Linked DNA regions of Mus musculus: region 2 is linked to region 1. The links are chromatin loops, found by intact Hi-C in ENCODE. Cell type or tissue: heart. All regions are shown on one strand. Each heading gives the region's core, and the rest is flanking DNA. Links, peaks and the distances in the headings are about the cores only.

Region 1 (5,820 bases), core at 3,321-5,820:
AAAATCTAAGAAAAAACTAAGCTATACAATCATTTTGCTTCAAACACTTTTCTCTCCCTTCACAGGGGCCATCTCCTGTAAATGTGACTGGATATTTTCTGCAGCATCCTAAGAATTATTTTCCCTTTTTATTTTAAACATTTATTTTACTTTTTTGAGGTCATCCCTCCTACTAAAATGTTGATAATTAACAAAGAAACAATGCTATGAAAATGTTACCCTCCAGTTAAATGTATTTGCAATATTGCAAACTTTATTTTAATCACTTTTTGCTGGTATTTTGAAATACCAGGAATCTCGTGTGAGAACATTCCTTGACATTAATGCTCTTAGCAGAGCAGCCCAATCTCATAACCCAGATGAGGTCTGGAAGTAATTAAATACAACAGCTTTTGTGGCAATTTCTCACTATATTTGCTACTTTGTAAGACACTAATTAGAAAAATTAGTTTCATCTATCATTACGAAAGGGGAATTAAAGTGAGTTTATATATGTACACACTTTTCAATTTCTATTTGCTTAGCATACACAGACACACACACACACACACAGACACACACACACAAATCTCTTAGGACATTTTGCATTATATGTCTGGAACTTTCAGCCATCCAGAAAAAAAAGAAGGCTGAGAAATAATGAAAAAAATGTGCCTAAAGAATCCACATAAAAGTTTTGGGAGACTTGAAAATGGGAACAGCAGACACTTAAAAGTTATTGAACCAGAAACAAAAACTCCTTCCTGGCAGGTGCTCATACATCAACATACAAAAATGAAGGCATGCAAACAGTGTCATATATCTACATGAAAGCTATCTTCTAATTCAAAATAAAACAGCTCATTTCCTTTCTTACTGAAGGGGGAAAACAAAAGAAGGGGAAGGGAGGGGAAGGGAGAAGAACAGAGGGGAGGGGAGGGGAGGGGAGGGGAGGGGAGGGGAGGGGAGGGGAGAAAGGGAGAAAGGGAGAAAGGGAGAAAGGGAGAAAAGGGGAGAAAAAGGGAGAAAGGGGGAGAAAAAGGAGGGAAAGGGGAGAAAAGGAGAGAAAGGGGGAGAAAAGGAAGAAAAAGGGAGAAAGGAAGAAAAGAAAGAAAAGAAAGAAGAAAGGAAGCAAAGAAGGAAGGAAAGAGAAAGAAAGAAAAGAAAGTCAGACAAACAGACAAGTTATTAATTATAAAAGAAATAATTATAAACTGCAGAAGGTATTTTAAAGTCTTCACCATCCGGGCCCCTGTTCCGACACCTCCACCATGCCACACTGTTAACAGAATGCTTTGTTCACCTCTAGTTAATTACATTATGGGATGATTTCACATCACCTGTCATATACTTGCTGTAATGATGACTTCTGTCACAGACTGGCAGCTCATATGTCAATGTTAGGTATTTCAGAATACATTCATTAAAGTACTCATCACTAGCTAGATGAATGTGGAGGGAAAATGTTATGACTCATGAACTCACATGACTTATAAAAATGACTGAGAATTTGAGCAATTGACTCTGTTGAGGTCTTGTCAGAAAATAAGGGCAGACTCATGAGAGGTTTTGAACATAAACAAACAGAAGAACATGTATAAAATCTGGGCAAGGCAAAAGCAGTCAGTAAGTATGACCCCACATGCAGGAAGTCCAGAGGGCTGCTAGGGGGAACATCGTGCAGAACAGATGCAGAAAGAAGATGCCTCAGCCTTAGAAGACAGAGCCTGCCTTTGGTCCCCCTGCTTGTTTGCTAAGGCCTCATACTGATTACTTCAGCAGAAAATCAAAGGGCAAGGGCAAGGAGCTAACATGATGATGAGCTATCCTCTGCTCAGGACAGTGGGGAAAGAGAAGAAAACACATTAATGAAGGAGAGGGCAAGTGGATAATTTTCCCCCTTTCTATTTACAAAAGCCTAGGTCAGATAATAGGAAACACAATGCACTTTCCATTACCATGCAGTGTGGCTTCTGGCTTGTGTTTGAGCAATGTTTCCAGTCTTTTCACATCCAGGCAAAAGATACTCCAGTAAAGAACATTTGAGAGGCACATATAAAACGCTAGGTTTAAAGGGAAAAAACCGCTCTCACTGGTCCGATTACTACTGCAACATTTACTTTCCTGTTGCTGTAACAAGATACCATGACCAACACACCCTTGTCTATGGTTTCAGACGGATAGAATCCATCATAGCAAGGGCTACTTTAGCTACGTACATTTAAATTAAATAAATTTGAAAAACCCCACAAGATTGACAAAAGCAATTAGAAATATATAAGGTATTTATAAGCAGATTCAGATTAAGGACTGTTCAACGTTTCTTCCTGACAAAGAAACTCTCTCATAAGCATGCCTGGTGTTCAGCTTAGACTAATTACTGACTTTAGAGTAAGATTTTTTTTTCTGAATACTGTAGGCCTTAATGACTATAGTGAATTCCTCTGGCCACTTCTGAACTTATTTTATTTAGTAGAGGATGTTATATAGAGAGGCTTACAGCTGGATTCCTAGACTAGTTAGTAAATTAAGACAGGGTTTCATTAACTGGTTCAGTTAACATTTTCTGGCCCTGAGGGTGGAGCTGACTGCTATCCCAAAGTACAAGTTAACTTTTTGATGCTATGATAAAACATCATGACCAAGGCAACTTATAGCAGGTTTTATTTATGCTTACGGTTGAGGGTTCTAGGAGAGCAAGAGTCCATCACAGCAGGGGCTGGGCAAGGCAGCAGAGGAAGGAAGCTAAGAGTTGGCATGCTCACCTGCAAACATGAAACAGAAAAGGATGAAACTGGAAGTAGTTGATGTTCTAAGCTCTCGAAGCCTAACCTAAGGCCACACCTTCTCAAACAGTGTTACCAACTAGGGTATTCAAACACCAAAGCCAATGGAGGACATCTTACTGAAAACACCACAGAGTACATATTGAAAGTCAGCAACAAAAACCTACCCCAGTATGTCACATATATGGCTTCCATCTTCTCTAGAGTCCTGAGGGAAGCTCTTGGTGAAAGTATCTTATGTTAGTTGTTTATGTTGCTCATTCCTGTGTTTGAATGAAATGCTATTTTAATAAAAGTTTGCTAACACTGGGCTTCCATTTTCTGTTCTTATTTACTACATATTGGGGATTTGCAGAGTGTGACCAGCAGGTGGAAGGTTGATCCTGGCATTCTCAGCATACAGTATTCACATATTACACTGACATTTTAACTTGTGTGATTCCTCTCACGTGATTTTCCACTATCCTCTGATGGTGCAAGTATTTGTGCAGCCTAAATCAAAGATCAGTCCATATAGCCTTTCAGTGCTCTCCTATCCATTTCCAATTGGTCTTTAAAATCACCATACCTGGCACTTTAAAATTACACAAAATCTGATTTGAATTACACTTACATGGGTTGGGAATCCTCCCAATGTCTGCCTCAAGTGCATAGGTTTCTTGAAATTAAAGTGTTTATCATCTTTCAGCCTCTACATAGATTGTTCCAAATTAAATGGAAAACTGGTTCGAAATCCAAAGTGCATTCTTCTGATGGGAAACTGTCGGAGGGATGCATAGCTACTTAATAAAAGATGGCTACTGTGAAACAAATAATTACTCACTGTGGTACTGAGATTTAACATAATATTGGTTTTGAAAAGGTGAGCACTGGTGAAGTTTCTCTGAACTGTCCCAGCCACTTGGAAATGAAGCTGTTTTGGACTTCTTTCTCACCCTGGATTAGATCTGGTTTTCACTCTGGTGGCTTAAGACTTATTAACGGTTCCCATGGCCTTGAAGCATTTCCAGGTGTATTCTTTGGGCATTCAGTTGAAAGGAAGGTTTAATGGGGCTTTCCCTAACATCTAAGATCTAGTGACTCTTATTTTTGTCTACCGCATTATGAAGTTGAAGTCTCTCTAAGGAACATTAGTGTTTCCTGTGGGACAGGGAAGCTTTAACTACATTTATCTCAACTGCGCCAGTCCTGTCCTTCACTGGCTATCACATCACGTGACTTAGTATTTAGTAAGTGGATGAACCAGTGACCTCTGTAATTCCTAATAGCTACCACCTGAAACTTTAAAACCCATCACACAGACTAAAATAAAATCACAAGGCCAAACACTATAGTCTGGGCTAATGGCTAAAAACTAAACAAAACTGGCTTAACTATATGTTCTGATAAGAATGCCCAGAACTATTCAGAGTCTAGCATAAATGTGTAGATTAATTTTGAGCTTAAACTTTCATTTATTGCATGGCTAGTAAGCCTCAGGATAGTGCTGCCAGTCACTAGGTTAGTCGAGGCAGGACTGCAAACTGAAAGGCTGCTTGCACAATTCAGTGATAGGTTTCCTCAGAATCAGTAAACAATATAAATAAGGAAAAAGGAAAAAAGCCCGGGAACTCACAGCACAGCGTGTGAGGGTCCTGGTTCCACAAGTACCAGGGAAACGGGCCATTTAAGAGCTTTGAGTTCGCAAGCAGATCACATCCGCACTGCTAATAATGATGAACATGGGTCCCCTTTCGGGGAAGCGCCTAAATGTCTACCACTGGCATTTTTAAAACAAAAGAGCACATAAAATCCTAGCGCTCAAACTCGCACTCACGCGTCCTCTCCCAGACCCAGAGTAAAAGCTTGGGACTTTGCCCTAGTTCATTTTCAGCGCCAATGTGCCCCGGAAACCATGGTGCGAGACTGACACGGCCGTCGTCCAATGGCACAGCACGCTGAGGCGGGCGCTCACGCTCATGTCCAATCGGCTCGCGCCTCGGGATGTCAGGGCGGAAGCGGCCGCCATGGAGCCGCTTGTGCAGCAAACCGAGCGATTCTCCGAGCTGTTGGCCGTGTCGTGTGGGTCGCTGGTGAGCACGTGGGACGCCGAAAAGGTGCGCAGGGCGCTGCAGTGGGCGCGTTATCTGCTCCACGTGTACCGACGCTTCGCGGGCCGCGGCCGCGTGCGGGAGGCGCTCGAGAGGCGGCTCCCCGCGCGGGGAGGGCCGCTCGGGCTGCGCAGCTTCGCGGCGCTGGAGTCCGGGGACGCGCGGCTCGCCCTCCGCCTGCTGCGGAACCGCGCGCTCGCGCCCGCCGCCGCCCGCGCGCTGCCGAGCTTGCTGTTCCCGGGCCCCGCCGCGGACCACCGAGACGACGTGCCGCAGTCGCGCCTGGTCCTCCTGGCGCGCCGCGGAAGCGCGCTGCGCCTGCTGTGCCGCCTCGGCGGGGACGCGCCCAGGAGCGCGCTGCTGCGCACGCACGCGGAGCTGCTGGACGCGCGCCTGCACGAGCTGGGCGGGGCCGACTCCGCGGCCGCGCGCAAACTCCTGGACACGTTGTGGACGCGCGGGCCGCGGGAGCACGTGCTCGACGTGACTGCCGAAGCGCTGCTGCTACGCGAGGAAGACCCGGAGCCAGCCCAGGCCACGGACCCTGCGGGTGCGGATGAGACACAGAAACTACTGCGCTGGCTTCTCGAAAGTCCCGAGGTATTGGCCGCTTTTTGCCGCCATCTGCCAGCCAAGCGCCTGGCCTCCGTGGCGGGCTGCCACCACGCACTGTCTCGCGCCTACCTGGACCTGCTCACAACGTGGGCCACGCGGCTGCACTATGATCTGCAAAAGGGTGCCTGGGTCCCTACACAGATGGAGGACATGCCCTGGGAAGAGCTGTGCCTAAGGCTGCAGAGCTTGTGCCATGCCCAGCCATTTCTGCAGGAAGAGGTGCTGGTGACCCTAAGGTCCCGCAAAGCCTTGGATGGAGATTTCGAGGTTCCTGGGATGAGCATCTGGACAGACCTCCTGGTGGTGCTTGAGTGTGGGATCGTGCTAGAGTAGATTCTCAGTTCCCAGGC
Region 2 (6,210 bases), core at 1,834-4,333, 51 kb before region 1:
TCCAGAGCTGAGCAGCCTCAAAGCTGACCACGAGGTCAACACATTACAGAAAGGGAAATTTCTGACAGACTGGAGCAAGCTGCCTACCGGGACTGAGGCTGAGACATGATGCAACTAGAAATGCTGCCCAGGAACCAAAAGGTCTTTACATCCAGCAGTATTTATGAAACTCTATTCTCAGTCAAGGTCACAAGCTCCTGAGCACCCTGCAGAGGCCAAGGAGGATGCATAAAAGAAGGGAGTGGTTAGCTCCGAGGGGCCATATACCTCACTATGAGGGGCCATATACCTCACTATGAGGGGCCATATACCTCACTATATTTCCAGAGAACTAAAGCCCCAGTTAGGTTCTACGTTTAAAGGGCTCCAGTGTTGCTGAAGATTTTGTCTTATTTCTAAGCAGTGAGGGCTCCACTGGAGAATTCTGATCAAAGAAGTGATTGGCTGACTTCAGTTTTAAATGACCTGATGGTTAGATTGCCATTTAATAGAATAATCAGTTAAGAAAACGTCAGTTTTATCAAGGTACAAGGTATTAAGTGTGAAGAGAGTAAACTCTGACCTCCAGTCTTCAGACAGTATCAAAATGGCAACCATGAGAATGTGAAACAACATGCAAGTTGTTTCCCATTTGCAATTTACTATTAATAAAGTTACTCAAACATACATATGCACATACACACACACACACACACACACTTATATATGTGTGCTAACACATGCACACCCATGCTCATGTGTGTACACACTCATACATATGCACAGCCCATACACACATTCTTCAAACATATATGCATATGCATAAGTGCAAACACACATACACATGTACACACACTTATGCATGCATGTTCTCACATACTAATGCACCTGTGCATACTCACAAATATGCAATGATACATGCATGTGCACACACATATGCATAAGTATAAACAAATACATAAAGAATATCCTTTCCCAGAAAGGAAATTTAAGGATATTTAAGGCTCTTTTCAGATTTTCTTAGATTTCACAATATTTTCATAAATGTGAAGTTTTAATATACTGAGAGGAACTGAGTTACAACAAGGTGCTCAACTATGTTTCTTATACATCTCATACACATAGTCTTGTGTAGCTGTTATTTTACTCTTTATCTTCAAGGTTCCTGCTTGACTATGACAGGTCACATGAGGTCAAATGTTAGATCTCTTTTCCTATGACATCATAAGAGGGTAGAATGTTCCAGTTTCATATTGTGGAAGTACACCTCTATGTTCACACACACATATACTTTATATATGCACACACACATATATACATAGATATATATTCACAAGTATATAAATATATACCTATATACATACATATATACATACATGTGTAAATACAAACATACATGTCCTGTATACATATATATGCATATGAAAACTTACATTTACATACACATTGCCATACATGCACATAGACACTTAATAGACATATATACATATATATATGTATTTGCATATGCACTTATGATATAGCTAGAATGTAAAAATGTATCTTTTCTCTTTTAGATCTCTAACTCTTCTCATTTATTCTGTAAATCCCTGTTTGACGTTTACATTCTTGACAGCCCTTCCCACCAACTGAAATCCTGAAAATACTCCCATCATGCGTTAGGAGGACCCTGATTATGAGATGAGCAAAACTGCTTTTAGTTTAGTAAGCACAAATCAAAGTTTATCATTCTTCCATTACTAGGGTAAAAAGAAAAAAGGGGTCTTTCTATTAAATGAAAACATAGGGTTTGTTTGCATTATAAAACGTGGCAGAAACTTGAAAATACTACTCGCTACTCAGCTTTAAAACTTTAGACTTTATTTCAATGAACGTCAACTTAAGGTTTTAAAAGGCAAGCTTTGTTGTTTCTGCTGAGGCTCATATTTGCTATTAATGTTGTGAAGATAGTTTCTGCTCCTAGAATCTATTTCAATAAAAGTTTGTTTGGCTTGTATTGTCTGTGAAATTTCGTGAATTTAAAAGCAGCACCCTGGGAGAATCTCAATGCTTCGCCCACTGTCCACAGCAGTGCACCAGGAAGCTCTGAGGACTTCTCATGTGGATGGAGGACTTGAGCATCCCTCACAAGTCGGGCACAGAGCACACCGGGTGGCTTCCTGAGGTTAGCCTCAGACAGAGGGTTCTCTTCCTCCACACCTGGAGGATTTTATTCTTTATTCTCAGTCCTGACTGTGCCAGATTTCTTGATTTTCTCAATTTGCCTTCAGTGTAACACTCTACTATTTACTTTTAATATGGAACAGTGATTTCAATACATCTAACAGACAAGTAGACTGTGCTGTGTGAAATTAGACATGACCATTGAAATAATGCTAGCCCAACATGGATCCCAGACAGCTTCTTGCATGATATAGAATGCATCTCCAAACTACTGCCTGAGACAAAGGCAGCATTCACATAACTGCCCCAGAGAACTCAGGAAAGAGCTGGAAGGTCTGCACACTGTAAATTACCTCATCTGAAAAGACCACGCCGGCTCTGTGATGTAACAGAACCTTTTCCCTGGACCACACACACACAGAGCATGAGCACTCACATGTTAGCTTACCTAGAAATCTTCAGATACTTATAAATGAAGAAATACCTCTTTTCCTTAATTTTCAGACTTATGAAATGCTGTTGTTATAAAAATCTCAGTGTTTCTCTTTTTACAAAATAGCTTGCAATGTCTCTATTGATTTGTTCAAAATGCCTTGAATTTCTCCATTTAGAAAAAGCACATTTTCAAACAATTAATTTCTCATTTTCCATATGGGGAGAGTTATTTTCCTTGACACTGTAGTCTACATTCTCCTGCCATAAAAGCAATGACTAAAATTAGTGCTCTCAGATATCATGGAAACACTCAATTCTCTTGCCAATGAGCCTGAATGTGGTTAAGGCAGGAAGTGGGCCTGATGGGGAGAGATGATGTCATTGTGGAAAAATTCAGTAGATTTATTTCCTGCTAAGGAGCAAACTCTGCTAATGCTGGGAAGTCACACAGATGAAGGGTGTACCTGTGTGTGCTCACATGTCTGCGCCTTTGTGTCTGTGTATGTGTGTGTCTACGGGGAGGGGGTGCTTGTATGTCTGTCTGCTTTCACTTGTGTACATGTGTGCTAGTGTGTATGTCTGCGTGCATGCATTTGTGAGCCTCTATGTGTTTAACTTGTTTCCAACTCAGAAGGTACTGGAATTGTTAACTGTGTTCTGATGTGTTAATTGGTTTCATTTTCTGTCCCACCTGTTTCTAATGGAAGCTGTTTACACTGTCAAGCAACAGCTTACAAATTGGACTTGTGACAAGACTGGTGTCACCTCCTGTGAGGTGGATCTTTCCCAGTATTCACATAAGTCTGCCTCTGATGGAATTCAGGCAGGTTTCTAGGTCAGGTGTTGCAGTTGCCAGGCCATCTCTTCCTTCTCTCCCCTTTTCTGGGAGGCAGGTTCTCATGAACATAAAGTAGAGCTTCAGATTCTCTTGCCACTGCCCAGCTCACAGACCTCATTAGAAGTATTCTCCACAATAAAGAGGACCTGGGGTGAGGGTGGGGGCATAATGTCTTTCTCTTATTTTGCTAGGTCGTTCTCATGGGCAGGCTGCCATCTAACCGTGTGCAGCAAAGAACTAAGAAAATGAAGTGAGGGAGGCAGGCGAGTAAAGCTCTACCCAGTGGACACTACTCTAGTTTAACTCCCTAAGTTCATTCACACAGTGAAATGTCCCCTTCCTCATCGTCACAGCTCTGCCTGCATGGAACTAACTTTCGTATGGCTTGTCTCAGGAACACTGCATTGTTACCATGTATGCTAAGTGTCCTGAGAGTTGGCTGTGAGGGTTTTCACAACACCTCTACTCCTAATCATCAGCCATATGCATCGAGTTCTCCTCCCCAAGGATGTGACCCTAACATGTACTCATGAGCCAGTTTTCCATCACATTTTCTGTTATGATACAGTCTAATATAGCATGCACATATGCATCACAGCTACAGAATATTTACAGCTCACAGAATACTGAATTGCTAAAGGGTTATAAAATGAGGATCTGGCTATGCCATATTTTTATCCCCTTGTCAGCTACCATTAGCCAATAGTCACACATTCTCAGAGTTGACAACGGTCATCACGCAATGACGTGAGCACTGGAAATCTCAGTCTCTCTTCTGCACTTTCACACAAACTACGTTTCCCTTGGTTGTTAAATGATACTTAGGTAGATGGCTAATTAGGGATCCCGAGAAGAAACAACCTTCTCATTTTCTGGTTTCAGTCATTTTATAGTAAAATCAGGATCACTTATGGAGAAGATATATATACATACATTATCTCATCTCTATGGTTCTTTCAGCAACTGAAAGGAAGATTCCTAATTGCTGTAATAAGGGCTCACTTCAGGTCAGAAGTGTCTCCTGAGGACCCACTTGGTGAGTCTCCAGCAGTCATTCTCTCTATGAATTCTCAGAGCTGAGTCACTGTACACAGTACTAGCTGCCATCACTTAGCTGATTATCACTGCATGCAGCTGTGGAACACTGTAGAAGCAGACCTTAAATCCTCAAAATGAACAGATCCTGTCAATACTAATTAGTTCACTTCTATCCGCACTTTCACCTTTAGGCAAGCTGTGAGCTCTTCCAGTTGCACTTGGCCAATTCAGATATACATAGTACACACATCAGCCCCTGGATCACCTCAAAATCATTTAGTCTTCAGCCATCTCCATTCCAGAAAATGTTCCAGCCTGCAAGATGGCTCAGAGAGTAAAGGAGCTTGATATTCAATCCCTGACACCCACCTGACATTAACAAAGGGACCTTCACCCTCCACATATATGTGTGATACACATGTGCTTATACACACAACGCACACACATACACACACAGAAATATTTTGAGCAGAGAAAAGTTATGCTGAAGGTCTAACTCAGTGGCAGATCACACTCCTGGTGAATGAGTGGTCCTAGTTTCAATCCCAAGTATCACAAAAGTAAATTATTAACATATGTAAAATACTAGAATCATCATAAGACATACAAAAGCCATATAACCTTCCTATTTAAGACATTCTAATACATTAGAAAAAGCTTTCCATTTCATAACTCATTACAGGCAAATATAAGTTTTGAAATTTCTATTGCCAAATTTAGATAAATCAGTCAAGTTTCCCATTCCCAAGTGAACTGTCAGCTGTAGAAGCATTTTCTACAGAAGATCTGTGCTATAATGGAGTTCAGAGAGTAATATGACTTGGTTTGGATACTGGCTCCAGACCTTTGCTTAAAGGCATGCCCGTGCTTTAGAAATTGCAACAGAACATCGCCACCTACAAAGTTAAAAATTAATGCATTAGTATAATTCATATTTAAATAAAATTTATGATTTTGTGTTAGGTCATATCCACAGCTGTTGTGGGGTACAAGTGACCCACAGGCTGCAGGCTGAACATGCCGCCCCTGGACTACAGGTCTTGCCCTAACATTTCTTCTGTGGGACAGGACAGAGACGGAAGAGGTAGAACTAAAGAAATTAAAGAAGATCTCAGAAGATGGAAAGATCTCCCATGCTCATGGATTGGCAGGATCAACATTGTAAAAATGGCTATCTTGCCAAAAGCAATCTACAGATTCAATGCAATCCCCATCAAAATTCCAACTCAATTCTTCAATGAATTAGAAAGGGCAACCGGCAGATTCATCTGGAATAACAAAAAACCGAGGATAGCAAAAACTCTTCTCAAGGATAAAAGAACCTCTGGTGGAATCACCATGCCGGACCTAAAACTGTACTACAGAGCAATTGTGATCAAAACTGCATGGTACTGGTATAGTGACAGACAAGTAGACCAATGGAACAGAATTGAAGACCCAGAGATGAACCCACACACCTATGGTCACTTGATCTTTGACAAGGGAGCTAAAACCATCCAGTGGAAAAAAGACAGCATTTTCAACAAATGGTGCTGGCACAACTGGCGGTCATCATGTAGAAGAATGCGAATTGATCCATTTCTATCTCCTTGTACTAAGGTCAAATCTAAGTGGATTAAGGAACTCCACATAAAACCAGAGACACTGAAACTTATAGAGGAGAAAGTAGGGAAAAGCCTCAAAGACATGGGTACAGGGGAAAAATTCCTGAATAGAACAGCAATGGCTTGTGCTGTAAGATCGAGAATCGATAAATG

What was found. Hi-C counts contacts between places; a loop is a spot of excess contacts. Peaks named below come from ENCODE experiments on the same cell type or tissue, not always from the same donor. Only the 100,000 strongest peaks of a DNase experiment are listed, where the experiment ranks them.
Region 2: it touches region 1 in a loop (6-fold over the local background); 3 of 42 quality-filtered maps call a loop at or near these places.

Annotation. Positions count from the first base shown.
Region 1 is chr7:51,861,206-51,867,025 of GRCm38, reverse strand. Fancf (Fanconi anemia, complementation group F) reads left to right here and starts at 4,759. Exons shown (of 1, transcript NM_001115087.1): 1 at 4,759-5,820. The coding sequence starts at 4,772. The coding sequence ends at 5,803. It also overlaps a transcript of Gas2 not described here. In heart, for the core only: a CTCF peak has its summit at 4,868; DNase peaks (open chromatin) are centred at 4,715 and 5,165; H3K4me3 peaks cover 2,129 bases; H3K27ac peaks cover 1,751 bases.
Region 2 is chr7:51,910,629-51,916,838 of GRCm38, reverse strand. All of the region lies in intron 3 of Gas2 (growth arrest specific 2), which reads right to left. Among named protein-coding and RNA genes, the nearest start is that of Gas2, 35 kb to the right of the region's middle. In heart, for the core only: no CTCF peak of the experiment used is centred there; no DNase peak of the experiment used is centred there; H3K27ac peaks cover 1,038 bases.